Linked DNA regions of Homo sapiens: regions 1, 2, 3, 4, 6 and 7 are each linked to region 5. Evidence: chromatin contacts called from ENCODE Hi-C or POLR2A ChIA-PET data. All regions are on one chromosome and are shown on one strand. The core of a region is the stretch at or near the end of the contact, and the rest is flanking DNA. Distances in the headings are between cores, read along the strand shown. Region 1 holds the start of IL15RA (interleukin 15 receptor subunit alpha). Region 2 has its middle 14 kb from the start of LASTR. Region 3 holds the start of IL2RA (interleukin 2 receptor subunit alpha). Region 4 has its middle 13 kb from the start of TRV-TAC3-1. Region 5 holds the start of LINC02642 (long intergenic non-protein coding RNA 2642). Region 6 holds the start of GDI2 (GDP dissociation inhibitor 2). Region 7 holds the start of TASOR2 (transcription activation suppressor family member 2).

Region 1 (3,775 bases), core at 16-2,515, 1.5 Mb after region 5:
TCTCCTGCCTCAGCCTCCTGAATAGCTGGGATTACAGGCGCCCGCCACCATGCCCAGCTAATTTTGGTATTTTTAGTAGAGATGGGGTTTCACCATGTTGGCCAGGCTAGTCTCGAATTCCTGACTTCAGGCGATCCACCTGCCTTGGCCTCCGAAAGTGCTTGGATTTCAGGAGTGGCCACCGCGCTCGGCCCTAAATTCTTTTATTTAACTTTTAAGTTCAGGGTTATAAGTGCAGGTTTGTTATAAAGGTAAACCTGTGTCTTGGGGGATTATTGTACAGATTATTTCGTTTTCAAAGAGAATTTGCAAGTATGTCACAAAAGCCTCATAAACACGTTGTGAGATTTTAAGAGGCAATGACCGAGGCTTGGAGATGTCTCGTCCTGTCCAATGTCACCGCTAGACCTGAGAATCTGCACTTGGGAGCTTACAGACCCGGTTCTCAGGCTTCACTTGAGACCCCAAGAAAGAAAAAAACCCACCAGCCAAAGAGGAGGATGGCAGCCTGGAAGAACCTAAGGAAGCGAGGCTCAGAGGTGAAGCACTGTGGCTCCTCTCCCCCTTCTCCCCCCTCCGCCCCCTCTCCTTCTAAGATGAGGCATTTTCTAGGGGAGCAAAGCTGCAGCAGGAATTCGGCGAAGTGGCGGAGCTGGGGCCCCAGCGGGCGCCGGGGGCCGCGGGAGCCAGCAGGTGGCGGGGGCTGCGCTCCGCCCGGGCCAGAGCGCACCAGGCAGGTGCCCGCGCCTCCGCACCGCGGCGACACCTCCGCGGGCACTCACCCAGGCCGGCCGCTCACAACCGAGCGCAGGGCCGCGGAGGGAGACCAGGAAAGCCGAAGGCGGAGCAGCTGGAGGCGACCAGCGCCGGGCGAGGTCAAGTGGATCCGAGCCGCAGAGAGGGCTGGAGAGAGTCTGCTCTCCGATGACTTTGCCCACTCTCTTCGCAGTGGGGACACCGGACCGAGTGCACACTGGAGGTCCCAGAGCACGACGAGCGCGGAGGACCGGGAGGCTCCCGGGCTTGCGTGGGTAAGGTCCTGGGTCCCCACCGGGCACGGCCCATGCGTCCCGGGGACAGGGGTGGCTGTGCGGTGCCGCGGCGGCCGGCGGGGCTCCTTCCCCAGCAGGGGTGGGGACGCTGAGTCACGGATCTGTCACCGCTTTGCACCTCTCCGAGCCCTCGGGGGCCAAAGCAAAAGCGAAAGCGAATGCGACTGGCGGGGCGGCAGGTCCCAGAGCAGCGCTCGCCACCTCCCCCCGGCCTGGGCAGCGCTCGCCCGGGGAGTCCAGCGGTGTCCTGTGGAGCTGCCGCCATGGCCCCGCGGCGGGCGCGCGGCTGCCGGACCCTCGGTCTCCCGGCGCTGCTACTGCTGCTGCTGCTCCGGCCGCCGGCGACGCGGGGTAGGGAGCTGGGAGCAGGGGCGCCCGGGCGGGACTTGGAAGGGGGCCGGGACGTGGAGCTGGAGGGAACCGGGCGCCCCATCTCCCCGGGCCGTGCGGGGGCGTCGGTGCCCTCGGGAGCGCGGTGCGCGCAGGCCCAGGCCGGGGAGGGGACGCGGCGCCGGGCAGGAGGGACACGTGCCGGGAGCCGGGGTCGCAGGGAGAGCGCCGCCGCTGCGCCCGGGTCACCCACGTAAGGGAGCGGGCGGCCTGGCTGGGGTCTCCGAGGCCGAGGTCAGGAGCAGTTCTGAGAAGCCCGTTTTGGCCACGGGAGCGCGGAGCCGGCGGCGTCCAGCAGTTTGGAGACACGGGCGAGTGCGCTTCTCCCAGGCGCCTGGACTGCAGGGCGGGTGTTGCATAGCACGCGGTCCTCGGAGGGGTCCGGGAGAAACTACTCCTCCCGACTCCCAGGCAAAAGTAAATTATGTCAGTGGGAGCTGGGAGGGTGGGGAGGAGCTGTGTCCCAGGGGGAAACGCGTCGGGCAAGTTGCACACCTGGGGACCTGGAAACAACTTCCAATTCTTAAGCGATCAGGAAACCAGCAGAGGCGGTCGGGACCGGATGGGGGTGGGGAGTGGGGGCCAGCCTGGAGTCTACACTCGCAGAAAAAGGGGGAAGAGATCTGTGATCGCTTGGTGTATTCGAGAAGAAAGCGGGTCGCGGAGCTCTGATCTCGGCAGGGAGGACGGAATGAGCGATTCCTAGGGGTTTTGTCCCGGCAGCCAGAGGAAGGAGGAAAACAGTAGCAGGGTCTAGCTCTATCCTTGTCAGCGCTTCTTTATCTTTTTATAGTCAGGGAGCTCTTGGAGGGTCTGATGAAAGCTATGAACCCCCGGCCCCCAGAAAAATGCATGAATGAACATAGTTACAAAATGTGCATATGATTTTGGGGTCAAAGCCCCACTGAAGGCCATCCATGGACTCTCTATAGGAATTAGTAACGCCATGATCTGTGTGTGTTTTTAAGCGAGACCCTGAATAATTTACATCCAGTCGGGCCAGTCTGCCCAGGCCCTGGCCAAAGCCATTCCACGCACAGTTGCTGCTGCCTGGTGTGGCCTGAACGCCCCCCCACCCTCTGCCACCCCCACCCCAGCTCTGCGAGGCTTCTTGAAGTTTCGTTTTCATGAGACTCTGATGCTTGGATTTCCCCCCACATCTGAGAAGCAGAGTTAGTTGGTGACCGGTTGGTTCCTCCCAGTTGGCTAGCAGTGTCACAGGACCCCATAGCTGGCAACTGGGGCAGCTGGATTACACAATATGAAAGTGAAATGCAGCCTTAGTCAAAGCCCAGCAGAGAGGAGGTGTCTTCCTTGAAGACTGAGTGGATAGGGGAGCACCACTGTGAGATCTCTGATCTCATCAGCTGCACAGCCTTGCCCTTTGACCTTAGAAAGATGTTGCTACCTTCCCTTCCCAAAGCTCTCAATGTTTTTTCTTTTTCTTTTTCTTTCTTTCTTGTTTTCTTTTTTGAGACGGAGTCTCACTCTGTCACCCCGGCTGGGGTGCAGTAGCGCGATCTCAGCTCACTGCAACCTCCGCCTCCTGGGTTCAAGCGATTCTGCTGCCTCAGCCTCCTGAGTAGCTGGGATTACAGGCGATCGCCACCACGCCCAGTAACTTTTGTGTTTTTAATAGAGACGGGGTTTCATCATGTTGGTCAGGCTGATCCAACATGGTGATCACTCCTGACCTTGTGATCTGCCCGCCTCGGCCTTCCAAAGTGCTGGGATTACAGGCGTGAGCCAGCTTGCCCAGCCGTTGTTTTTTTTCCCTTTAACAGCCTTATTGAGGTATAATTGACCGACAATAAACTGCATATATTGAAGTTGCACACTTTGATAAGTTTGGAGGTAAATGCATACATACTCATGAAACCACTGCCACCACCAAGAGTGAACACAACTATCACTCCCAAAGACTTCCTCATGCCCTGCACAGTCCTCATCTCCCACCTCGCCCATCTCCCAGGCAATTTGATGCACTTTCTAAAATTTTTTATAAATAGAATTACACGGTAGGAACTCTTTCTTGTTTGGCTTTTTTCACAGACAGTAATTATCCTGAGAATTTATCCATGTTGTAATTTGTATAAGTAGTTCATTAGTTTCTACCATTGAGTAGTAGTATTCTACCCATGGCTAGCCCATCATTTGTTTAGCCATTCACTTGTTAAGGGACATTTGGGTTGTTTCCAGTTTGGGACTATTACAAAGAAAGCTGCTATGAACACTGACATACAGGTTTCTGTATGGACACATGTTTTCATTTCTCATGGGTAGAGAATGGTTGGGAGTAGAGTGGCTGTGTTATATGGCAGGTGTATGTTTAA
Region 2 (4,211 bases), core at 447-2,946, 1.9 Mb after region 5:
AAGTGGCGTGATCTTGGCTCACTGCAACCTCCACCTCCTGGGTTCAAACAATTCTCCTGCCTCAGCCTCCCAAGTAGCTGGGATTACAGGTGCCCGCCACCATGCCTGGCCATTTGTTTTTGTATTTTTAGTACAGACGGGGTTCTACCATGTCGGTCAGGCTGGTTTCAAACTCCTAACCTCAAGTGATCCACCTGCCTCAGCCTTCCAAAGTGCTAGGATTACAGGCCTGAGCTACCGCGCCCGGCCTCTCGAGACAATTTCTGTTCAGCCAACTTTTCCTATATCTTTCTCAAAATTATTAGTTTCCGCCCACTGTTCCAATCGAATATGGTCTCTTTTATGAATACCAGCTCTGTCGCCTGCAGCACATTTGCTCTCCCTGGAAGCTTTGGGTCATTTGTGGATCTGGACAGCGTGTTTTCACTGAAGCCGCTGGGTGAGAACAGTGGAGGCGCAGGCGCAGGCTGGGGGCTGGGCAGACACTTCCTTTAGGTGCTGCTGTGTATTCAGCTATGGATCCATCCACTGTGCACTCCCATCCAGCCGGTTTGTCCCAGAGGTGGTGGTAGGGAAGTTCCAGGACATTCCTGTTTCCTCCGCTGCCTTCTCTCTTAGCTGAGCCCTTTCTCACCTTTCCTCCCAGACCCTGTTCCCTCCCCTTACTTGCGGGGCATCCTCGGGGACAGGTTCTGAAACCACAGCTGTGGGCCAGCGTTCCACCTATTGTCTGCGAGCCAGCAGAGCAGAACAAACCTGCCTGAGATTCTCATTACAGCTTGTGATTTGGGAGACGGGCCAGCTGCGGCTGTTGCCAGGGCAACCAGTGGTGCGGAAAAAGGTAACAAAAAAGAGCCTGGAGCCTCTTGACCGGACTTCAGGAGTGAAGGAGTGGAGGGGAGGGCTCGGGCTTGCCATTCAGGAGCGATTGTTGACATGTCAACTGCAATCCCTCTGCCCCTCTCCAGGCCGGGACAGCCCCCAGCACAGCGCCCTGCCATGCACCACCAGCATGTGCCTGCTCTGTGTCTGTGTTTTCAGGGGTCCACTTGGCCCTGCGTAGCCTTTTCTCTTTTATGCATTTCCCCACTCACACTTGAATGTCTTCAATTCCTTCCTCCCTTTCTCTCATTCTCTTCTGCAGCCCCTTTCCCTCTCCTTTCCCACGTACCAGAACATCAGCCTCAAAAGATTAAAAGAAAATTAGCCAGGGGTGGTGACACGTGCCTGTAATCTAGCTACTCAGGAGGCTGAGGTGGGAGGCTCTCTTGAGCTCAGGAGGTGGAGGCTGCAGTGAGCTGTGATTGTGCCACCGCACTCCAGCCTGCGCGACACAAGTCCCCATGTCTCTAAAATAAAATTTAAAAAAATAATAAAATGAAATGTAAATAAGGCACGGGAGGGAACTGATGGTCCTGTGCTGGCAGATCCTGCGGCCTCAGCACCTAAGCGGCCAATGGGCAAAGGTGGTGAATTCAGCCTGTCTAGATAACCTGTGATTCATTGGTTGGGCAGTGATTTGTGACGAGCCCTGGGACGGTTTCTTTCCAGTTACCCACTGGACGTCTTGTGCTGCCATATCCTGGGGAGCCAGAGGGGGGCATTTTCCTTTGAAGGCTTTGAGAGTCATAGCCAAGCCCTTTTCTCCATGGCGTCCCTCCCTGACCCCACCCAACATTTCAGGAGTTAACCTTCCTAAGAGCCGAGCTCTGGCCGTTTTACTCATCGAAGAGGGAATCCCCTACACATTTTAGGTACTCACGCAGCTCGCTTGCCTGAGCACAGGCTTCGACCTTTACCTCACTTCTGGTAGGAGGTCTGTTTCATTCCCATCCAATCTGCAGGTTTTTCCCTAATCCCTTAAGGAAGCAGTAACTTCATGTTTCTCAGAATATCCTGATTGGAAGAATCACTCGGCAGCTTAGAGCACAGATTCCTGAGCCGCATCTCAGACCTACTGAATCAGAAACTCTGGGGAAGTTATCTGGGAATCTGCTTTAGAAAAATTGCCCCCGGTGATGCTCATGTTAGGAGAGGTTTGGGGAACAAAGCCCAAGTGCTGATTTTCGCTTCTCGGGCTCAGCACTTGGGTTCTGTCTGGGCCTCAGGGTACTCTTTCATCTGCAAGGTGGAACTGATCCTCACAGCTCTGCTATCCTGCCCACAAACTTCCCAGACCAGGGAGGCTCTGGGGAGGCATGGCCGGCCTGGTGCTGGCCCAGTGTGGTCAGGACTAGGTCATGCCCCTGTTGCCCATGGCTCACCATGCTGTGGATATCACATCCATCCATGCCTATTGGCTCATGGCAGCTTAAGCCCTAGAAAGAACAGGTGGGAGAACTTTAGCTCTATGTGCCCACCAGGGATCTCACACCTCCTGGCTGCAGGAGCTGGACGGGAGGTCACCTGGCTTTGATGTAAGCTGCCACCTCTTTATGCATCCATCCTGCGAGCACTTGACATGCTATTGCTCTGCGGCATCGTGGCAGCGCTGTATACCGAGAGGAATGCAGGGTTTAGGGCTCAAAAGCTCTGGTTGAATCCTGGCTGCCACTTGCTACCTGTGGGGTCCTGGAGCACTTCCTTTCCTTATCTGTAAAACATGGATAACAACCAACTTCACAGGGTTGCTGTGAAAATTAAGTATGAAAAATTTCCAGCAGAGTGCTTTGCAGATAGAGAACTCGATGCATGTCAGTTCCCTTTCTGTTCATTTTCTCTCTTCCTGTTCAGGTACAGGCTGATTCATTAAACCTCTCTCACTTCTTCTTTCAGATCCCATTAAAACACTTCTGAAGAAAGGTCAAGATACAAAAATCAATTGTATTTTCATATAGTAGCACCAAACATTTGGGAACTGATATTTAAAAAACCAATTCCATTTACAATAGTGTCAAAAAACATAAGATAATTAGCAACAGATTAATAAAAGATGGGAAATATTCAATATCAATACTGAAAACACAAGATGATGCTGAGAGAAATTAAAGAAGATGTAAATACATGGAAAGATATACTATGTTCATGGATTGGACAACTCAGTATTAATATGTCAGTTCCCCCTAAGCTGAAGTATGGCTTCAACACAATCCCAATAGGCTTTCATTTAAAACAAATATAAATTGACAAATGAATTTTAAAATTTGGAAATGTAGAGACTTAGAATAGGCAAAACAATTTAGGAAAAGAAGAAAAAGTTGGAGAGCTTACACTACCTAACATCAAGTTTTACTGTAAAGCTAGCTATTTAAATAGTGTGGTATTGACCTAAGAATAGACAAATAGATGAGTGGAGCTCAGAAGTAGACCCACACTGACATGAACAATTGACTGTTGACAAAATTATCAAAGCAATTCAACAGGGAAAGGATGGCCTTTTCAACAAATGGTGGTGGTGGTCAGGCGTGGTGGCTCATCATGCCTGTAATCCCAGCACTTTGGGAGGCCAAGGCAGGCGGATCACCTGAGGTCAGGAGTTCGAGACCAGCCTGGCCAACATGGTGAAACCCCATCTCTACTAAAAATACAAAAATAAGCCAGGCCGGGGGATGGGGGCACCTGTAATCCCAGCTACTTGGGAGGCTGAGGCAGGAGAATCACTTGAACCCGGGAGGCATAGGTTGCAGTGAGCTGAGACTGCGCCATTGCACTCCAGCCTGGGCAACAAGAGAGAGACTCCATCTCAAAAAACAACAAACAAACAAACAAACAAAACATCCCCTCCCCAAAAAATGGTTCTGGAACAGCTGAATATCCATGGGAAAAACATTAACTTTGACTATTCCCTCGCCATACACAAAATTAAGTCAAGATTGGTCATAAACTCAAATATGAAAGCAAAACCCATAAAAGCTTTTTGAAGAAAATGGGAAATGAAGGATAATATCTTTGTGGTCAAGGAGCAGACAAAGATTTCTTTGTTAGAATACAGAAAACAATAACCATGAAATAAACAGTTAATGAATTAGACGTTAAAAAAATTAAAAACTTCTGCTCATCAAAGCAAGCGTCATAATGGACAAGCCACAGACTCAGAAAAATATTTGCATTTGCAAAACCTGTGTCTGACAAAGGATTTATGAGAATTTATAAAGAACTCCTACAACCTAATAATAAAAACACAAACAGCCCAATTAAAAAATGGGCAAAAGTCTTGATGGCCCCTCCTTATTTCTTTATAGAAATATATTAGGGTCAGAGGCAGTGGCTCA
Region 3 (4,384 bases), core at 392-2,891, 1.4 Mb after region 5:
AGCTGGATGTGGTGACGCGTGCCTGTAATCCTAGCTACTCAGGAGGCTGACGCAGGAGAATCACTTGAACCTGGGAGGCAGAGGTTGCAGTGAGCCAAGATTGTGCCATTGCGCTCCAAAAAAAAAAAAAAAAAGACATTAACATAAATTTAAATATTTTATAATGACAATCCACATTAACTACTTAAAGCATAAGCTATTTTCCAGGAGAGGCAGCAAGTGCATTCTACTCCCATGCCCAAGAAGAAAGGAGCGTGACTTTGGTGGGAGTACTAGGAGTTTCTACTGGAGCACTTGCCCGCAGAGTGAGAAACGTTCCTAGAGAGGAAGTTATACCTGCTGTGGAATTTAAGAGAATCTTGTCATATTTTGACAAGTTTTTTGAGATGGAAGTCTCACTCTGTCGCCCAGGCTGGAGTGCAGTGGCGCAATCTCAGCTCACTGCAGCCTGCACCTCCTCGGTTCCAGCTATTCTCTTGTCTCAGCCTCCTGAGTAACTGGGATTACAGGCGCCCGCCACTACGCCTGGCTAATTTTTGTATTTTTAGTAGAAATGGGGTTTTACCATGTTGGCCAGACTGGTCTCAAACTCCCGACCTCAGGTGATCTGCCTGCCTCAGCCTCCCAAAGTGCTGGAATTACAGGCGTGTGCCACTGCGCCTGGCTAATTTTTTTTTTTTTTTTTTTTTTTTTTTTTTTTTAGTAGAGACGGTGGTTTCACCATGTCATCCAGGCTGGTCTCAAACTCCTGACCTCAGGTGATCCACCCACCTTGGTCTACCAAAGTGCTCGGATTACAGGCATGAGCCACCAGGCCCAGTCAACGTGATGTGTTTTGGAACCCTGAATTCCTTGGCTTGCCCGGAGGGTTTTCTTTTTGTTAATATCTTTGCTTGCTTTCTAGTATTTAAAAAATTGTGTTTTGCTCTAACTATGCAATGGCTTTAAGTCTTAGACAAATTTCCAGGGAGCAAAACACACTCAACCATTTCATAATAATCAGAAGAGAGCTCTGATCAATAAATAAGCAAGACTGAATTTTACAAAATAATCCAAAGTTTAAAACCAAAGCCCACTTTTTGCATGATCCTTTAAGAGAAAGAAATCTGGAAGCAAAACACCTTATAAAATGACAATGCACTTTCAGGAGCCCAGGGCACTGTGGTGAAATGATGATGGCTAGTACAGGTTATAAGCCTTGGGGAATTATTTATGAATTCTCAGGATCCTTCAGTTCGCCGCATCCTTCTCCATTATTTGAATATTGGAGGCTGCCTGACCAGAATCTTGTCAGGACTTTGCTCCTTCATCCCAGGTGGTCCCGGCTGACTCCTGAGGACGTTACAGCCCTGAGGGGAGGACTCAGCTTATGAAGTGCTGGGTGAGACCACTGCCAAGAAGTGCTTGCTCACCCTACCTTCAACGGCAGGGGAATCTCCCTCTCCTTTTATGGGCGTAGCTGAAGAAAGGATTCATAAATGAAGTTCAATCCTTCTCATCAACCCCAGCCCACACCTCCAGCAATTGAACTTGAAAAAAAAAACCTGGTTTGAAAAATTACCGCAAACTATATTGTCATCAAAAAAAAAAAAAAAAAAAAACACTTCCTATATTTGAGATGAGAGAAGAGAGTGCTAGGCAGTTTCCTGGCTGAACACGCCAGCCCAATACTTAAAGAGAGCAACTCCTGACTCCGATAGAGACTGGATGGACCCACAAGGGTGACAGCCCAGGCGGACCGATCTTCCCATCCCACATCCTCCGGCGCGATGCCAAAAAGAGGCTGACGGCAACTGGGCCTTCTGCAGAGAAAGACCTCCGCTTCACTGCCCCGGCTGGTCCCAAGGGTCAGGAAGATGGATTCATACCTGCTGATGTGGGGACTGCTCACGTTCATCATGGTGCCTGGCTGCCAGGCAGGTAAGGGCCTGTGGGTGCCCCCGGAATTCCGGGAAGGCTGATGGGCATCCCTCTTCCCAGCCACAGAACCAGAGGGAGTCCCCAGGTAGATGGTTCCAAGAAGGGAGTTGAATCTTGGGTTCCACCTCTTGCCTGTGACCCACGGGGACCCCAGTTTATGCCTCACTGTTCCTTGGTCTGTCAAGAGAGCCTGAAATAGCATTAGGTTCTCCTGTCCTTCTCAGTCCTTGACAATTAATTCTGGGAAGAATAGTGTGGCATGATATTTGGGATATTTGGATGTTAACAGGGTCCCGATGAGCAGGTTTCTCAAGAAATTATCTTTTATTCTTCAATGAATTTCCTTTTATTCTCTGCACTCCCACCCCCCAACTAAGAAGCTATCAGGAAGCTCTTTAAGTTCAGGTTAATTTGCTGGAGACATGAGTACTCATATATCAAACACTGGGAGAATTTAAGATCTCAGAAAAGTTTAGCTTCAAGGATGTATACACTGCTTTTACGTCTTAGGAAATAACACCTAGGAATTTCCTTACAAGTGCAACTTTACAGAAATTTTTAAAAATATGCATACTCACTTTTAGAACATTACTACTTCTCATAATCCTATGTATATACATGATATGTATATGTATACGTGTTTATATATGCAAATTTTAAATTTCATTCCTTGTTTCAAATGGATTTTCTCGAAGATTTTTTTTTTTTGACACTGTCTCTGTCAGCCAGACTGGAGTGCAGTGGCGCGATATTGGCTTACTGCAACCTTCGCCTCCCAGGCTTAGCGATCCTCCCACCTCAGCCTCCTGAGTAGCTGGGACTACAGGCATACGCCACCACACCTGGTTAATTTATTTTTTTGTAGAGATGGGGTTTTTGCCATGTTGCCCAAGCTGGTCTTGAACTCCTGGGCTCAAGTGATCCACTCACCCTGGCCTCCCATACTGCTGGTACTACAGGCATGAACCACCGTGCCTGGCCAATATTTTTTTTTAAAGAAATAAAAAACCACCAACTTCTACCTCAAACCACTCTTCCTAATTGAGTGTGAATTTTCTAATAATGTCTTCCCTTTGCTTACTCAGGAAGACAGATAAGAAAGTTTATAGTGTTTTTTGAAAGTCTATAATGGCAACAAGTAGAATGCTAACTGGCTGTAGAAAGAATTTATTAAGAAATGAAACATAATGATGCATTTCAGGAGTCTGCTTGCTTGTTTAGGGGAAGTGCCCAGTCATGCTGGGCTGTGTACTGGCCCAGATGTAGGAGTGTCTTTAAAGAGGGCATTTTATTTACTTATTACATTTTTATTTATTTTTTTTTTACTTTTTGAGACAGAGTCTCACTCTGTTGCCCAGGCTGGAGTGCAGTGGCGTGATCTCAGTCCACTGCAACCTCCACCTCATGGGCTCAAGTAATTCTCGTGCCTCAGACTCCTGAGTAGCTAGGTTTACAGGTGCGTGCACCACCACGACCAGCTAATTTTTGTATTTTTAGTAGAGATGGGGTTTCACCATATTGGTCAGGCTGGTCTCAAACTCCTGACCTTGTGGTCCACCAGCCATGGCCTCCCAAAGTGCTGGGATTACAGGTGTGAGCCATCGCGCCTGACCTATGTGTTTTATTTTAATAGGTTTTGGAGGACAGGTGGTGTTTGGTTACATGAATAAGTTCTTTAGTGGTGATTTGTAAGATTTTGGTGCACCCATCACCTGAGCATGTATGCTGTACCCAATGCGTTGTAAGATTTTGGTGCACCCATCACCTGAGCATGTATGCTGTACCCAGTGCGTAGTCTCTTTTCCCTCACCCACCTCGCACCCTTTCCCCTGAGTCCTCAGAGTCCATCGTGCCGTTCTTATAAAGAGGGCATACTTTTAGGAAGGTTTTTCAATGTGATTTCTACATCCACAGGGTCTTTGCTAACTCAGTCTAAGCCAAGAACAGGAAAATCTTGACAATTAATCATGCTCTGCCTCTGGAAGACACATTTCAAGTAAACTCGTGTTATTTCTAGCTATTGGTGACTTATCCAAGGGTCTGAGTGGTCTTGGAGGGAGCAGGGGAACTAGAGTCCCATAAGGACTCCTTCACGCCATTCTCAACATCTATCCATACCCCATCTGCCCCTCAACACTATAGGAAATACAAAAATGAGGGAGATATAGTCCTGACACTTAAGCAACTTATAACCTGGTGAGGAGGAGAAAAACATAGATATAAATATAGTAATACCAGTCAGAGTGTGGTAAGATCTACGGAGCGTTGGGCTATCAGAGAAGGCTTCATGAGGATGACATGTAAAGGGAGCCCCAAGGGACCAGTAAATTTCCATCAATGAGATTCCAGGGAGAGAGACCCCAATGAGCCAAAACACAGGAGTGCCTTAGGGAGCAGCAGGTGGTCCAATGTGCTCCTGCCCTGGACAGGGAGGGTGGGGATATGGGGAATTCAAACTGGAAAG
Region 4 (3,796 bases), core at 847-3,346, 1.6 Mb after region 5:
TCTTCATTCTTTAATGTTTTTCTCGCTGAAAGAGCACTGAAAAGGATAGCTAAAATATAGTGCCGGAGCTCAAGGATCTCACAGTCTAATGGAGGAGAGAAATACCAGAGAAGGAGCAATTCGTGTCAGGGATGGGGGATCTGGTTGGGCTTCACAAAAGATGAAATAATTTGGGTCTGTGTCCCCACCAAATCTCATGTTGAATTGTAATCCCCAATGTTGGAGGTGGGCCGTGGTGGGAAGTGTTTGGGTCGTGGGGTTGGATCCCTCACAGTAGTGAGTTGTCATGAGATCTGGTTGTTTAAAAATGCGCCCCCCGCCGCCGCTCCCTCTCCCGCCATGTCAGTCGCCTGCTCCCCTTCGCCTTCCGCCATGATTGGAAGCCCCCGGAAGCCTCCCCAGAAGCTGTTGCCGGTGCTATGCGACCTGTACAGCCTGCAGAACCGTGAGCCAATTGAACCTTGTTTTCTATAAATTATGCAGTCTCAGGTATTTCTTCATAGCAATGAGAGAACAGACTAATATAGAAGACAACACCATGAGTTGGAGAAGAGCATTCCAGCTCACGCCATGGCCTCAGGGGCATCCTACTCTTGATTTTCTTTGATGTATACATGAAGGGGATGGTGGCAGAAACACTTTCAATGAATTTGTGCTCTTGGAGTCACCTTTACATCAATTCGAGGGGGAAATGCCGTGATTAAGCCATTCGCTAAGTAAAGCTGTCAAATAGCAGCTTCTGGTGCATGTAGACCAGGCAGTCACATTTGGTGATTTAGGGGCTGTGTGAAGACCCCGCGCCTACCGTTAAACAATCTATCCAAATCACTCCCATCTCTACAAATATACGACAGCTGCCACAGAAATCTCTTGTTTTCGCTCTGGAGGGAGAATGCCTCCAGTAACTGGTTTACTTATAGGGCCAGCTTATTAAACTTACAGTTTACTTATTTATTTTTATTTGTTTGTTTTGGTTTTTGTTTTGTTATTGTTGTTTTTTGAACTTACAGTATAAAAAACAGTAACTCAGACATTTGAATCCTGCCCCACCACTAATCAGCTTCTTGCCTTGGCCAATCCCAACCTGAGTCAGTACCCTTATTCGTACAATGGATTTAGTAACACCTGCTTTATGCAGTAATTACAAAGGTTAAAATAATCCATACCTGTTAAATAACTGGCCAGTGCTTGGCCAAAATAGAATCCCCAAATAGTTTGAATCTGTGTCACGAGACTCTGACAGCACAGGGCACTGATGCACAGAAAGGGTGTCATTGTGTCACTGAAGAGGTGTGATTGATGGGCGGGGTCTGGTGTTTATTTGCAGCACCAGAGAGGGGGCCTCCCACCGAGGAAGGAAATGCCAGAAATAAAGGGGCAATGAGGGGGCGTGAGGGTGAGGACATGACCCGCGTCACCAGGGCAGTCGTGGGCTGAAGCCTTTCTGTATGTCCTCCTGCCCCCCGGTCACCTGCAGCGAGTGAGACCTTCCAGGGCCACATGACATGAACCGTGGGAACAGCACCTTCACTAGGCTGTGCCTGACTTTCGAAGGGGTTTTCAGGAGAGCTTTGGACAAAGCGTGGAGGCACGAATTCTCAAAAAATCCAAATGAGGGCCCCAGAGCCACTGGCCTCCCCACTTTCTGCAGCAGGACCTGGGTGGACACTGGTGCCCACAGACCCCCCAGACAGGACACGAGGTGCCCCGCGAGGTGGAAATACATCTTCTTCCCGCCTCACAGTGCAGCAGAGAAGCACTGACTTTCTAGCTGCTTTAGCCACACACAATGGCACCTCTGTTCCTGTCCAGTGAGCTTGCTGCCTCCAGGGACACTGCCGGGGCCCATCGTGGCCATGCCGGGAACATGCAGTCCTTTGATAATCGCCCTTTATCCCGGCCTCTAAATCAAAGCGGCAAACATGCTGACAACAACTCCAGCAAACGCAACCGATGCTTTCAGGTCTGACCCTGAAACGGAGACCCACCTCCGTGGGGAGAAGCACACGCTTCTCTGGGCTGTAGGCTCGACGGAAACAGGAACTGCGGGCCCTGCACACAGCTGCGCTCGCCGGGGCAGCTCAGACTCACATCCCCAGGGGGATGCGAGTTATCCAGAACGGCGTTCCTGACCCCCAGAGGGGTGAGTCACCCCGGCCCGCCTTTCCACGTGCTGTGTGAAGCCTGTGGACAACTTCAGATGCCTTGTTGTTTTTTTATCGAGGTGAAATTCAAGTAACGTAAAATGAACCATTTAAAGTGAAAAATTCGGGCCGGGTGCAGTGGCTCACACCTGTAATCCCAGCACTTTGGGAGACCGAGGTGGGAGGATCGTTTGAGCCCAGGAGTTCGAGACCAGCCTGGACAACATAGTGAGACCCTGTCCCCGAAAAAAGAAAAACAAAATTAGCCGGGCATGGTAGTGTGCACCTGTGTTCCCAGCTACTCCGGAGGCTGAGGTGGGAGGATGGCTTAAGCCTGGTGGGGGTTGAGGCTGCAATGAGCTATGATTGTCCCACTGCACTCCCAGCCTGGGTGACAGAGAGAGGCCCTGTCTCAAAAAAAAACTAAAATAAATAAATAAATAAAAGGAATAATTCAGTGGCATTTAAAACATTCACTGTTCTGCAGGCACCACCGCTATCTAGCTCCAAAGTGTTCTCCTCACCCCAAATACAACCCCGCACCCATGTGCAGTCACTCTTCATTCTCCCCTCCCAGACTGTGACGGCAACGTGCCAGGGACTGTGCTCAGGGCAGAAGCACAGTGGTCAACACAGCGGTTGCAGTCCCTGCCAACATGGGGTCCAGTCTAACGTGACATCCAGATACAAAACAACTGGAAATGGCACGTGTTACAGGAGCCTATGACAGAAGTGCTAAGCAGGGGCCGGGCGCCGTGGCTCACGCCTGTAATCCCAACACTTTAGGAGGCCGAGGAGGGTCAGGGGTTCAAGACCAGCCTGGCCAACATGGTGAAACTCAGTCGGTACTAAAAATACAAAAATTAGCCAGGCGTGGTGGTGCACGCCTTTAATCCCAGCTACTCAGGAGGCTGAGGCAGGAGAATCACTTGAACCCAGGAGGCAGAGGTTGCAGTGAGCCGAGATTGTGCCACTGCACTCCAGCTTGGGTGACAAAGCGAGACTCCGTCTCAAAAAGAAAAAAAAAAACACTGCTGAGCGGGTCCAAGCTCAGAGTTCCCATACGATGCCCTGCTGAGGTGGGCTTGACGGTCATCCCCATTCTCCAGATGAACAAACTGGAATCTTGAGAGGTTAAATGCCCTGCTCAAGGTTAGACCACCAATAAATGGCAAAGTTGGGATTCAAACAAAGGTCCCTGTGACATCCACCAAGTTGCTTTCTGTCTCTATGGATTTAATTATCCCGTACATTTCATATCAATGGAATCACACAATATGTGACCTTTTGTGTCTGGCTTCTGTTATTTTAATATTGCAAAGGTTCATCCATGATGTAGCATACTTTAATGCTCGATTCCCTTTTTTTCTTTTTTTATCAGAGTCTCGCTCTGTCACCCAGGCTAGAGTGCAGTGGCGCGATCTTGGCTCACTGCAAGCTCCGCCTCCCGGGTTCACGCCATTCTTCTGCCTCAGCCTCCCGAGTAGCTGGGACTACAGGCGCCCGCCACCATGCCCGGCTAATTTTTTGTATTTTTAATAGAGACGGGGTTTCACTCTGTTAGCCAGGATGGCCTTGATCTCTGACCCCGTGATCCGGCCACCTCGGCCTCCCAAAGTGCTGGGATTACAGGTGTGAGCCACCGCGCCCAG
Region 5 (4,246 bases), core at 1,747-4,246:
CAACCATAAACACTTGAGTGTGAACGCTTCCGTCAGGGTGCGCTCTGCGGTCCTCCTGCTCGAGGGAAGGAGGGAGACTGGTGGCCTTTCAAAGGAAAGGATGCAAGGGCTGAATGGTTGCTAGGACGCCCCTGGGAAGAAACAGCTGGGATCAGCAGGAAGGCACCAGACGCTTGGCAGGAAACGACCGGCGAGAGATGGGGGAGCAAAGGCTCAGGGGCAGAACAGCAGAAGTGTTGACTCAGTGCAGGGCTGGTCCTGGCTGTCCCCAAGAGGTGACCCCTATCTTTCCATGGACTCTCTGCAGTTTCTGACTACCCCACTTCATGTAAATCCTGAGCATTTGGTGACTGAGGGCACTGTCCTCACCGTGGGGTGGACCGGGATAGGGGGGCAACCCATGGGCTCCTTGGCTGCCTCCGTGATCTCCCTGGCCCAGGGCCAGTTGTTCCTGCCGAGAGGCATAAATCAGCAGTTGTAACCTGTTGCAATGAAGGTAGAATCCACAGTTGTTTTTCCTGTAGCCCCCAGCTGGGCTTTTGCTTAATTAGGCTCAGAGGAGCCCGTGAATGATTGCGTTTGCCGAAACGCGTCACCAGAACACGCTGTTCTGATTTGGCTGCATCTGAGATTTTATGTTTGAATATTTTGCCGCCTGGCTTAAGCCAACAATATTTAAAATATTCTTCTTTAACTTGCATCTGCAATGAATGCATGGTCATATTCCTACAACCAAGTCCGGTAAGAGATGTTCCACATTCAATCCAGGTCCAGGTCTTTCAGTCTAGTCCAGGGTGGGTAGATTAGGGAGGCAGGGTAGAATACAGGGACAGTGGCAGAGGTGGGGACAACAGAGAAACCCCCAAAGAAAGGCCATCATCTAAAGGAGGTGACTGCCTGAGGTCAGGAGTTCGAGACCAGCCTGGCCAACATGACGAAACTCCATCTCTACTAAAAATACAAAAATTAGCCGGGCGTGGTGGCGCACGCCTTCAATCCTACCTACTGGGGAGGTTGAGACACGAGAATCACTTGAACCCAGGAGGCAGAGGTTGCAGTGAGCTGAGATCACGCCACTGCACTCCAGCCTAGGTGACAGCGCGAGACTCCACCTCAAAAAAATAAATAAAAATAGAAAATAAAAAAGGTGACTGGAGGGTCCCTGTGAGTGAGGCTGGGGCCCGTGAGAGTAGAGCTCAGTTCTTGGAGACTGAAGACTCATGGGAGGAACTCAGCAGGCAGAGGCCTCAGGGCGCTGCTGGGACTCTCAAACCACATTCTGCTACAGCCAGCTGCACCTGGAGGGGAAAGAGAAGTCCATTCAAATAATCAGAGATGTCCTGGGCTCATCGGGACCACTCAGCTGTTGCCTGTCCTAAGAGTACTTAGAAGAACTTGCAGTGAAATTTCCAAATAGAAGGGGGGGGGGGCGTAATTAATTATCCATCCCTTTGGGATATTGGAAAAATGCCCTCGGGTTATCCATTACCCTCTGTTAATCAGGACGGACTAGAATTCCATGATAATAAACAAGGCCCCAGATCTCACTGGTTTAAAACAGCAAATGGGCTGGGCGCGGTGGCTCATGCCTGTAATCCCAGCACTTTGGGAGGCCGAGGTGGGCAGATCACCTGAGGTCAGGAGTTCAAGACCAGCCTGACCAACATGGTGAAACCCCATCTCTACTAAAAATAAAAATAAAAAAAAATTAGCTGGGTGTGGTGCCAGATTCCTGTAGTCCCAGCTACTCGGGAGGCTGAGGCAGGAGAATCACCTGAACCCAGGAGGCAGAGTTTGCAGTGAGCCGAGATCACGCCATTGCACTCCAGCCTGGGTGACAAGAGTAAAACTCTGTCCCCCTCCCCCAAAAAAAATTAAAAAATTAAATAAAACAGCAAATGTCTGTTTCTCATTCATGCCACATGGCCATCACAGGTTAGCTGGTGTGTGCTCTGGTGAGGCACCAAGGTCCTCCCCATTCCTCCCTCCCCCCAGCCCCTGGCAACTGCTAACCTACCTTCTGTCTCTATGGATTTGCCTATTCTGGACATTGCATATAAATGGAATCATAATATGTGGCTTTTTGTGCCTGGCTCCTTTCCCTGAGCAGGGTGTTTTCAAGGTTCATTCATGTCATAACATGTCTCAACACTTCATTCCTTTTTAATGGCTGAATAATACTCCATTGTTTGAATATACCACATTTTGTTTATCCATTCATCATTTAATGGCCATTTGAATTATTCCACTTTTTTTGTCTATAATGAATAATGCTGCTGCTATGAGCAGCTTTTGTGGCATTCCATATGTTTTTGTATGTTGTATTTTCATTTTCCTTCATCTGTAAGTATTTTCAAATTTCCCTTGTGATTTTTTTTCTTTGATTCATTGGTTATTAGGAATGTATTGTTTAATTCCACATATTTGGGATTTTCTCAACTCTCTCTGCTATTGATTTTGAATTTAATGTGAAACTTTTCACAGTTGTTGATTTTGTACAAACCTACCAAGAAGTAGACATTGTGGACAATTCCACGTGACCCCCATATTGACCACCGATAGTTTCTAAGTGCTTTATGAACTTGCAGACTTGTGTTTTATTCTTCTTTCTTTTCTTTTTCTTTTTAAGAAACATATGATGCAGATACATGGGTGGGCTTATTAGTTCCTTATTTGTGTTAGAATAATGACCATCCCCAAAAGATGTCCATATCCCAGGGCCTGGAACCTGTGAATCTGTTACCTTAGATGGCAAAGGGACTTTGCAGATGTGATTGAGTTAAGGAACTTGATATGGGGAGGTTATCCCAGATTATTCAGTGGGACCCAGTGTAATCACAAGGGTCCTGATAAGAGACTGGCAGGACAGTCAGGGTGAGAAAGGAGATGCAGAGGCAAAATCAGAGGCTGTAGTGACGAGCTCTGAGGATGGAGGAGGGGGCTACCAGCTAACGAACGTAGGCGGCCTTTAGAAGCTGCAAAAGGTAAAGAAATAGCTTCTCCTTTAGAGCCTCAAGAAGGAATGAAGCTCTGCCAACAGTTTGATTTTAGCCCCAAACTCTGATCTTCAAAATTGTAAGTAAATAAATTTGTGTTATTTTAAAAGCCGCTAAATTTCTGGTAATGTGACAATAGAAAACAAATACACCAAGGAATGAATGATTTCATTTTGCAGTTTTTTTTATAATTCTAGCAGTTTGGCAAAAGAGAGTAAGGGCTAAACACCTGGCTTATGGAGTCAGATGACCTGAATCCAAACTCTGGTGAGAAGCTCTATGAATTGGGCATATTACTTAACTTGCTTAGGTTTCAATGTACATTTTTGGAAAAATGAATCCATCTCGTAAGATTGTTGTAAGGATTAAATGAGTTACTGCAGTAATACTGGTACAACAGTGTCTGGCTCACAGTAAACACTCAACAAATTTTAGTTGATTTATAGAACATGTTGTTGCACATTTCAGCAAATACTAGAGCTAGGAAGTAGAATTGTGTTGAGAATTCTGCATTGCTGTGTCCGGATTGCTGCTGTCACAGCCATATTAATTGCTTACAAATCAGAGAATGAGCATTCTGAGCAGCACGTGGTCCCAGGCTGTAGGTGTCTGCAGCGCTCAGGAAAAGCCCCGATGCTCCCCAGCAGCTGCACCTGCTCCCTTGGGAAGGAGTCTCTTTTTTGTTCCTCTTTCAGTTTCTGAAGAGAACAGAACATTTGCGCCATCTGGTTTGGGTCGTTATTTTAACCCAGTTTCATTTCCGTTTATAAAGGTATTAAATACTCCAGGCTATATTTGAAACAGTTTCAGGATCAGCATGACTGTAGTGTTCCTGGCTTAACCCTGAGAGGTTGCTGTTCCCAGTGACTATCTAGGCTGAAGCCCATGTAGGATTTGAAGAGACTGATCCAGGCTTTATGAGTGGCTGCGACCATGCTGTATGTGTGTATGTGTGTGTGTACACCGCCTAAGTGTGTTCATTTCAGCCACAGCAAGAGTTATGTTACAAGGATAGCATAGACAGCCCTGCCTATTGCAAGAGTAATGCATCAGGTGTGAAACAGATCTTTAATGCTGTGTGAAGCAGGCTCTTTTAAGGTCAGCCAGACTTTCTGGGGAAAAAGAAACTATTGCCTAACCCTTCAGGTCATGGAGACTTATGTTTTTGTGTTTTTCTCGCAGTTTTACAGTTTTAGCACCTACATTTAAGTCTTTGATCCCTTTTGTGTTCATTTTTATGGATAGTGAGA
Region 6 (4,078 bases), core at 294-2,793, 1.7 Mb after region 5:
CTCTTGTCCCTGCTACTGGGGAGACTGAGGTGGGAGGATGGCTTGAGCCCAGGAGATCAAGGCTGCAGTGAGGCATGATTACACCGCTGCACTCCAGCCTGGACGACAGGGTGAGATTGTCTCAGAAAAATAAAGAAAAAGGGTTATTTCATATTGGTTCAAAAATATAGGTAGTATGACCCCCTGATGACTTGAAGACAGAGCAACAGAAGGACCTTCTTTAGTCATCATTAGCTTAGCCAAAAGAAAAGTCAGTTACACTCACTGTTGCATAATCAGTTGTATGGTCAACTGTGCACTAATTCATTTGGTCACAAATATATACAATCAAATTAAGGTTGAATGTAAATTTAAACTTTACTTTTGCTTTCTTCTCCCCTCCCCCCCAGAAAGATCCATGGTCCAATATAACATATCTTCTTCAAGTATTTATGGGGTAAGAAACATTTTAAAAAGTTGTTACATTCTTTCCTCTATCTTAATGATTTAAATATGAGCAAGTTCGGTCTATCAAGGCAGGCTCTGAATAGCTACTATCGAGAAGTATTTGAGGAGTTCTTGAATGCCAAATCTTCATTGTCTGCTGACTCTGCAGATTTATCACGTGCTGAAAGCACAGGTTTTCCAACTGTCAACGTCTTTACGAAATTCACCTGCTTAGGCTTTCGTGGGGTCGGCCTCTTGGAGCTGAGAACACAGCTTCTGCTTACACCTGTGTCCTCAATGAAGCCAGAGATTCCTAAGAGAATTCTAGAAAAAGAGGAGCGGGGTAGAAGGCAAGCAAGGAACAGTTTCTAAGCTTAGGGCCTAAACCTTTGCATACAAGGATCAGCTACCACGTTTACAGCGGCTTTAAGTTACAGCCCTCGGTAGGTGCAGATCGGCTTCCCAATGAAACCTGGCTTTCACTTTCATCTCTGTTAAGGGTTACCTTTTCAAAAGAAGCCGCTTTTCCTCCTACCAATTTCCTAAAGCGCCCACCGGCAACGCACTAAACAAGGAGGGCACAGAGCGGGAAAAAGGACACGTGTGATTTCCGAACTCTTCCCGGCGGGCTCCGGGCCCCGGCAAGCCCAGCCCCGCGGGAGGAACCAAGGCCGCCACCCCCGAGAGGCAGCCCGGCCCGCGCTCCTCGCCCACGTGGCCGCCGCACGCGCCCGCTCAAAGTCCAAGGGCGGCGATCCGGCTCTGGGACCTTGGACCGAGCGAGCTCCCGCCCCGACGGCGGGAGTCAGAACGGTGGTGGCCAGCAGTCCCCGCCCGCGGCTCCGTGCACCTCCACCCCGGCCCGCGCGCCGCCTCCCGAACCACCGTGGCAGAGGCCGCAAGGGGAACCGGAAGCCAAAATGGCGACGCCCCGCCCTTTTCCTCTCGCGAGAGGCGGGGAAGGAAAAAAAGTTGTGCGAGCGACGGGGACGTAACCAATTAGAGTGCCGGGAGCGCCTGATTGGCGGCCCTCCCGGCGCCTGCAGGCCCCGCCCCGGCTGCGGAGGCTCAGTCACAGCCCTCCCCTCCTCGCTCCCTCCCCTCCTCTCCCCGCCCAGTTCTTCTCTTCCCGTCTGAGGTGGCGGTCGGTCTCGCCTTGTCGCCAGCTCCATTTTCCTCTCTTTCTCTTCCCCTTTCCTTCGCGCCCAAGAGCGCCTCCCAGCCTCGTAGGGTGGTCACGGAGCCCCTGCGCCTTTTCCTTGCTCGGGTCCTGCGTCCGCGCCTGCCCCGCCATGAATGAGGAGTACGACGTGATCGTGCTGGGCACCGGCCTGACGGTGGGCGCCAGGGCTGAGGGGCCGGGGCTGAGCAGCCGGGGCGGGCGCACCCCCGGCTCCTGCACGGCCCGCGGGTCGCAGCTCCTCGGGGGTCTCGTTCTGCCGTCAGCCGTAGTTTTCGGGACGGGAGTCGTGGCTAGGGGCGCGGGCGGGTTCAGGGGCGCCCCGCGTCCCGGGGCGAGCGGGCGGCTCCCAGTGTGAGGGGCAGGCGGGGAAATGGAGATGCGGGCCGTGAGGCTCGGGGCGGGGTGACGGCCGAGCCCGGCCTCTGCGCTTGCCCCCAGCGGAAGCGGAGGGGAGGGGAGAAGGCCGCCCGGGCCAAGGGTCCCGCTCCCCGGTTTGGGCCGGTGACCTCGCCCGGTTGGAAACCAGCACCCGAGGCGGAGGGGACGGTGCAGGCCTCGCGGTTGCATTTCCTATTCCGCCTCGGCCGCTGCCCCGGGTCAGTCTGGCTGCCAAAGCCGAGTACGGGGTTTCCTGACAAGTCTTGGATAATCACTGCTTCGGAACTGCTAGGGCTTGATTAACTTATATTTTTGGCGAAAACGTGGAAATTAGTCTTTTAATCCTTTCTCCCCCCTGCTAATGAGAAGTATTATTGAATCCTTTTAGCCACCCTCCCTTCTCACTTACTGAGCATCTGTAGAATTGGAATTGAGTTTTTTCAAAACTTGTCCGTCAAATGCTTTCGCACCTGACCTTCGCCGCCTTTTCCTTTTGTTTGGTGGGTTCTCTGCCTCCTTTGTCTCTTCTGGACTGTTTTCCCCTAAGAATTGGGTTGGTGATGGATTGCTAAAAGCCAAGTTCTCTGTACTCCGAAGCTTTCTTCAGGGAGTTGGAAGATAATAACATGAAGAATGCATTGTAATATATGAATGCAAGGTGTACCTAATATCATGGTATATTGATTTTCCTGGTTATCTGTTTCTAAGGGAACTTTAGGTAATCTGTAGATAACGCAGGCAGGTTCTGTAGTTTGTACTTTTTCTGTTCTTTTTTTTTTTTTTTTAAATGTTCATCTTGCAAAAGAATTCACTTTGGAGAAAACCATTTTAACTATCAATTTTTGGGGAAATTTGAAATTCTAACTTTGGGCTGCTTGATCATAATTAAGATGAATACTGATGTAAATCTTGTGTATCCTATGTACTCTGACTTCAAATTCCTGAGTCATTTAATGTAGACTTCCACTTCAAATTTTTTGAAATTTATTATAATCTCTCAGGGTCAAACCAATTTTTTTTTTTTTTTTTACAGGTAACATCCCAAAATAACACTTTTAGATGTCTCTAGGCAAGAGAAAACCTTCGAACTTTTATTTGGCTAATTTTTTAGGAAAGGTTTGTGAAGAATTAGAATCGTGTTTTTCTGGTCTGTCATTTTTCTGTTTATAGTTATATGCAATTATTAGAGAATATTCATTCTGAATACTTCGTTATGTTTGACCAATCCAGGAATAATCCTGTGTCTGTCTTTGAAAAGCTGGAAGACTGTTGGATGCCTAAATGAATAGGCCCTACCCACTGCAGGTTTTGTGCTTTTTTTTTTTTTTTTTTAAGTGCCTAATTGGGATTCCAAGCTGAGCTTAGTAGTTTGTGGTGGATTTTGCCTGTTGGAATGGGTAGTGTTGCTGCCAGCGTGTTTTAAGAGCCGGTTAGTTCCACCGTTTTTCTATGGTTGTTGCTGGTCTTTCAGATTTGCTCACAATTGAGGTCAGTTAAGCATGCACGAGTGAGTGCAAATCCACCATCATGCAGGCTTCCACAAGCCTCGTTCACATCACTTTGTATCAAAGATGGTGAAAGTGTTTTTATATAACAAGTTAAGATAATGAGCTTTGTTTAAATTTTCATTCGGATTGTGAACTCTTTGATGAATGGTAGATGCATACTTAACTAGAAATCAGACCTGTTTCTGCTGTCATTTTGTAGCTGTGATAACTTTAATCTCTGTGAGCCTTCCTAAGTTTTCTGAGATGTTCTTTGATAATTATATCAATTCAGGACAATCACATTATTACCATCATTGATAGGAGTAGTGATGACAGGATGATTTTGATAATGAGAAATCATATATCCTTATTTTTAGTGTTACCAGGAATTAGATGATTAAAAATTAGAAGAAGAGAAAACCAAAGTTAGCACTCAGAATTAACTTTTGAATGTCTGGAGTTAATTAATTTTCTTAAAATTTACTTTAGTGCCTGAGACTTAAGAACCTAAAAAAAGGCAAGTACTTTCAGTGTTAGGAACTTGTTACTTTTAAAGAAGTGTAAGGAAGTGCTGGAGTTGCTGTGTTGCTTAGTGCTGCCATTG
Region 7 (4,385 bases), core at 1,160-3,659, 1.8 Mb after region 5:
GGGGTAGAAACACACAAAAGGTTTCCAAACTAACTAAAGTTTCTAAAGCTTTTATTAATTTTTGTTATGAAATATACCATTAACATGTACTGACAAAAAGCATATTTATTACACAGATACGCTTTGTCAGTACATATTAATGACATATTTCACAATAAAAAATTTTTAAAGAAAAGGGAGATGTACATATTCTCTTAGAAGGAAAAACTCAAATAAATGTCTCTTCTCAGATTATATATTCAACACCATCACAAACAATATCCCAAGATTTTCTATAGGACTTAAAAAGATAGTTTTAATTTCTTCTGGAAGAAAAAATGCAAAAGAAAAACCCAAAGCTCTTTTTCAAAAGAAAGTACCAAAATATATTATAAAACTATGATAATTAAAATGCTACAGTAATAGTTACATGGGCGAAAGAAAAGAGAGCTCAGACTCAATAAAAACATCAGCAAATGATATGACCTGCCTAAAAAGATTTAACTTTTGTATTCACCAAGGAAGATAAAAATTAAAACAGAATGTTACTTTCAATTACTAGGTGGCTAAGATATTTTAAAAATACCATTATCATCCAGTGCTGGCTAGCATGGAGATAAAAACACATCTTTTGAGCGAGTGAACATAAAAAGGTACAATCATTTCAGGGCAATTTAGCAACATGGTTATCCAGCACTCTCATAAGGAGTCAATTCTACAGAAATACTATCATGACCACCTGAAGCACTGTTTATAACAGCAAGAGATAATCACTGCAGTATTGTCAGTTATAGGGATATCTTGAAAATAACTTGAATGTCTACCAACAGAAAAATGAAATTCACTTGATAAATACATGCCATATTGATCTATTTTTACTGAATAGATAGTATACTGTATTTAACAAACACCATGTCTCAGTCAAGTTCTTAGGCACTTCACCGATTTTAACCCATTTTAACAACTATGTTTGGACCACAGGAGATGCTTATAATCTCCCTTTAAAAAAATTAGTTACATTTGGGCAAATGTTCTGTATACACAAAACTTCAAATATACCGTCTTGGTCTTCCTTAACATAATTGTGGACCTTTTGTCACCCTTTTTCTGGCCTGGCTTAGTTATTTATTGATGTACAGTACAGGACATACCGCATACAGTCACCCATTCCTATAAGGCAGTTTTTCGACAGAAGGGTATTCTTGCACCGTTAGGGGACACTGCTTTGCTATAAACCTCCTAGGCAGGATTACCGCCAGGCTCACCCCTAGTTTTATTCAGGGAACACTGTAGACTCTAGGATCGCGAATGCCATTCCAATAATACCATACACTTGTACGCCACATATTTAAGTTTTGGATACACTTTCATAAACTTTTCTATTCTAATTGTACCTTACAGGGAGAATAAGGAAGAGTAAGCGTGGTTTGTTTAAAGTTACAGATTTCAAATAGACAAGAAGCGACTAAGAGAAACTTGAGAATTCCCAAAGTAATCTTCCTCAAAATTTCAGTCATCAACCCAGTTCTCCCACGAAACGCTGCTTGGCGCCGCCTTCAGACAAACTTCTGTGTTGCTCGCACCAAGTTATCCCAACGCGGCTTGCGCTTGCTGCTGAAATGACCCTCCCTTCGGAGAGACCTGTTTTACCCTAAAAAGAAAAGGTGGCGCATTGCCATGAAGTCTCGAGTAGCAGCAGGCTTCACGCAGAACCCGCAGGAAATGATTTCCCAGCCGGTGCAAACCCGAAGACGGAAACTTCAGCCAAGAACTTATCAGCATATCCCTGAGGACGCAGCTGTCCCCTGACAGGCGACGCAAACGAAACGCCTCAGAAAGGGGCAAGATGACACGGTTAGGATCTCCCTGCCGGCGACACCGAGCGCGGCCACAGGTTGTAGCGCAGGACAGAAGGTTGAGTCATCTAGAAGGCGCCGACCCCTCCCACCCCCTCACCCGGAGCGCGGCAAAAGGCAAGGAGAACGCGTCGACCCTCGCAGCCAAGCCCCGGCAGCTGCCCGAGCGCTCGGCCTCGGGGACCCGCCGTCCTCCTCGCAGGGTTCCCGGGCGCCCAGGCCGAGGAGGGACTTACCCGTCCTTGGCGTGGCCGCCGCCCCCGAGGACCTGAGATCCCGGCTCGGCCTCCTTCCCATGCTTCTCCCGGCCGTGCTCTGCGTCCTCCCGGGCCCTCGCGACACCGGCGCACGTGGGAAGCACCAGTCGCCGGCTCCGCGCTCCCGCGGGGACCCCCCTCAGGGGCACGCCGTCCGCCCCAGCCCCGGGGTCCTCGCCGCGGGCGCTGACAGGGACGCCGCGGCCGCCCGCGCTCTGTCTCCCGTCAGGGTCACGGGCAAGAGGCAACCCCGGGACGCCCGGCAGCCTGCGAGAACATGCCGACTTTCTCTCTGACCGGCGCTAGCAACCGGAAGCAAAACCTCGCGGCCAAAGGAAAAGAAAAGGGGAGGGGGGGGCAAAAAAAGAAAGTGAAAACTGAAGTGAGGCGTCTCCCTCAGAGATGGGAACCAATCGCCGGGAAGAAACCAAGGCGCAGGCGCGGACCGAGGTCAGCGTCCACGCGGCGCTCGCGTCTCCCCTCTGCGCAGGCGTAAGGCCACAGCTCGCTCCTGATTAGGCGGCCGATCCCAACGAGCGCGTGGTGTCTCGCGTTGCCGACCCTTGACAGGAGGCGGAAGATGCCCTTGGGAAGAGGCGGGAGACGCTCTCTCGGCTGACCTACAGTGCTGTGGCTGTGGCCCACGTGGTCGCCTTCGGGCGCCTTCTCCCTTCTCAGCGTTTCATTCCCCAGGTGCTGCTGCAAGAACAGTTTATTTGTCTGGCCCGAATGCGACATTTTGGAAATTTTGCCCTTGTTTTAATCCATATAGTAGGTGTGGCTGTTACCCCCTAGGAAAGCATCTCTAGAAATTTATAACACATGCACAGAGAGCTAAGGTGACCATCAATAAATTCAGGTTTACCCTTGCCCATGATAAATAGTCATGCAAACATCATTTAACTGTAGGGACACCTTATGAGAGAGATGCCTCATTAGGCAATTTGGTCCTTGAGTGAACATCACAGAAACCTAGAAGCATAACCTACTACATACTTACACCATAAGCCATAGCCCATTACTCCTGGCTACAAACCCATGCTATATGTTATTGTACTGAATACTGTGGACAATTATAACACAATGGTAAGTATTTGTATAAGCATATCTAGACATAGAAAAGGTACAATAAAAATACAGTATGAAAAATAATGGTACACCTGTGTAAGGCATTCTCACGAATGGACCTTGCAGTACTGGGAGTTGCTCTGGGTGAGTCTGTGAGTGAGCAATGAGAATGTGAAGGTCTGGGACATTACTGTACACTCTTGTAGACTTTATAAACACTGTACACCTAAGCTACACTGAATTTATTTTTTTAAATTTTTTCATAATTAACCTTAGCTTACTGTAACTTTTTAACTTTTTAAAACTTTTAAAAAACTTTTTAAGACTCTTTTGTAATAACACTTAGCTTAAAACAAACACATTGTACACAAATATTTTCTTTATATCCTTAATCTGTAAGTTTTTTTCTATTTAAAAATTTTTTTAATTTACTTTTTAAACTTTTTTGTTAAAAACTAAGACACAAACACACATTAACCTGGGCCTACACAGGGTCAGGATCATCAACATCATTGTCTTCACCTCCATTTTGTCCCACTGGGGGGCTGGGATTACGGTGGAGCCACTGCGCCTGGCCATGTGTGCTGTACTTTTATATGACTGGCAGTGCAGTAGATTCATTTACACCAGCATCACCACAAACATATGAGTAATGTGTTGCTGTACGAAATTAAGATGGCTACGACATCACTAGGCAATAGAACTCTTCAGCTCTATTATAATCATATAAGATCACTGTTGGATATGTGGTCTGTTGTTAACTGAAACATTAAGTGACATATGACTGTACCAATGAGAGAGATTAAGTGCTAATGAACATGTATCATGAGTCAAGCACTGTGCTGGTAATACCAAGAGATTCAGTCATTGTGTTTACTGTTTACTGTAACCAGGTGCTGTAATAGACACTGGTTTTACAATCATGAACAAGCTAGATAAGGACCCTGCCTATAATGGAATTTATTCCAGAGGTGAGTGACAAACACAGGTAAATCACCACGACAAGAAAATAGAATCTCAGATAACAATACATGCTGTGAAAACTCACTGGAAATGCTAGTGGATGGGACTGGGGGCTGGAGGCCAAGGGCAGAAGTAGTGGAGCTACAAGATCTTACTGAAATGGGCACATCTGAGGTCAAACCCTAAAGATCAAAACTGATAGAACCAAAGCTTGGAATACGTGGAGGAAGAGCTTTCCAGGCAGAAGGGAAAGCAAGTGCAA

Evidence for each region. A loop is a pair of places that touch in the nucleus more often than their neighbours do. ChIA-PET counts read pairs that join two places held with the same protein, here RNA polymerase II (POLR2A). Pooled maps may share reads with other maps.
Region 1: a loop to region 5 is called in a map of B cell, with 6 times the contacts of the local background. The contact joins the promoter of IL15RA here to the promoter of LINC02642 in region 5. A Hi-C loop is called at or near these places in 1 of 168 maps with a recorded cell type or tissue (B cell), 7 of 37 single-sample maps with no recorded cell type and 6 of 50 pooled maps.
Region 2: a map of OCI-LY7 shows a loop between it and region 5 (7-fold over the local background). The contact joins the enhancer-like site here to the promoter of LINC02642 in region 5. A Hi-C loop is called at or near these places in 1 of 168 maps with a recorded cell type or tissue (OCI-LY7), 3 of 37 single-sample maps with no recorded cell type and 4 of 50 pooled maps.
Region 3: a loop to region 5 is called in a map with no recorded cell type, with 5 times the contacts of the local background. The contact joins the promoter of IL2RA here to the promoter of LINC02642 in region 5. A Hi-C loop is called at or near these places in 1 of 168 maps with a recorded cell type or tissue (B cell), 18 of 37 single-sample maps with no recorded cell type and 5 of 50 pooled maps. POLR2A ChIA-PET finds 5 or more read pairs at or near these places in 1 of 52 experiments (activated naive CD8-positive, alpha-beta T cell).
Region 4: a map with no recorded cell type shows a loop between it and region 5 (5-fold over the local background). The contact joins the enhancer-like site here to the promoter of LINC02642 in region 5. A Hi-C loop is called at or near these places in 2 of 37 single-sample maps with no recorded cell type and 2 of 50 pooled maps.
Region 6: a pooled map shows a loop between it and region 5 (6-fold over the local background). The contact joins the promoter of GDI2 here to the promoter of LINC02642 in region 5. A Hi-C loop is called at or near these places in 4 of 37 single-sample maps with no recorded cell type and 4 of 50 pooled maps. POLR2A ChIA-PET finds 5 or more read pairs at or near these places in 1 of 52 experiments (OCI-LY7).
Region 7: a map of B cell shows a loop between it and region 5 (6-fold over the local background). The contact joins the promoter of TASOR2 here to the promoter of LINC02642 in region 5. A Hi-C loop is called at or near these places in 1 of 168 maps with a recorded cell type or tissue (B cell), 4 of 37 single-sample maps with no recorded cell type and 5 of 50 pooled maps.

What each region holds. Positions count from the first base shown.
Region 1 is chr10:5,975,033-5,978,807 of GRCh38, reverse strand. It overlaps IL15RA (interleukin 15 receptor subunit alpha), which reads left to right and starts at 1,265. Exons shown (of 7, transcript NM_002189.4): 1 at 1,265-1,403. The coding sequence starts at 1,316. RefSeq lists silencers at 502-1,171, 1,262-1,641 and enhancers at 2,532-2,611, 2,742-3,011.
Region 2 is chr10:5,580,341-5,584,551 of GRCh38, reverse strand. No RefSeq gene overlaps it. Among named protein-coding and RNA genes, the nearest start is that of LASTR, 14 kb to the left of the region's middle. RefSeq lists enhancers at 1-13, 620-1,148. Within about 2 kb of position 1,696, at least 7 of the 41 ENCODE cell types and tissues checked have a DNase peak (open chromatin) inside an H3K27ac peak, as active enhancers do; they include OCI-LY7, where a contact is called at or near this core.
Region 3 is chr10:6,059,624-6,064,007 of GRCh38, reverse strand. It overlaps IL2RA (interleukin 2 receptor subunit alpha), which reads left to right and starts at 1,641. Exons shown (of 8, transcript NM_000417.3): 1 at 1,641-1,920. The coding sequence starts at 1,857. RefSeq lists a cis regulatory region at 1,258-1,888 and an enhancer at 1,881-1,930.
Region 4 is chr10:5,838,716-5,842,511 of GRCh38, reverse strand. No RefSeq gene overlaps it. Among named protein-coding and RNA genes, the nearest start is that of TRV-TAC3-1, 13 kb to the left of the region's middle. RefSeq lists enhancers at 1,469-1,518, 1,799-1,978, 2,189-2,488. Within about 2 kb of position 2,096, at least 9 of the 41 ENCODE cell types and tissues checked have a DNase peak (open chromatin) inside an H3K27ac peak, as active enhancers do.
Region 5 is chr10:7,471,599-7,475,844 of GRCh38, reverse strand. LINC02642 (long intergenic non-protein coding RNA 2642) reads left to right here and starts at 2,996. Exons shown (of 4, transcript NR_184109.1): 1 at 2,996-3,075. RefSeq lists enhancers at 3,548-3,647, 3,658-3,857.
Region 6 is chr10:5,810,899-5,814,976 of GRCh38, reverse strand. It overlaps GDI2 (GDP dissociation inhibitor 2), which reads left to right and starts at 1,543. Exons shown (of 11, transcript NM_001494.4): 1 at 1,543-1,763. The coding sequence starts at 1,719. It overlaps LOC124902367 (a long non-coding RNA gene), which reads left to right and starts at 1,780. Exons shown (of 2, transcript XR_007062041.1): 1 at 1,780-2,662; 2 at 3,021-4,078. RefSeq lists enhancers at 773-872, 936-1,528, 1,529-2,121 and silencers at 1,073-1,252, 1,313-1,582, 1,723-2,262.
Region 7 is chr10:5,682,862-5,687,246 of GRCh38, reverse strand. TASOR2 (transcription activation suppressor family member 2) reads right to left here and starts at 2,409. Exons shown (of 22, transcript NM_001321783.2): 1 at 2,072-2,409. RefSeq lists enhancers at 1,566-1,745, 2,366-2,475, 2,616-2,855 and silencers at 1,966-2,015, 2,056-2,315.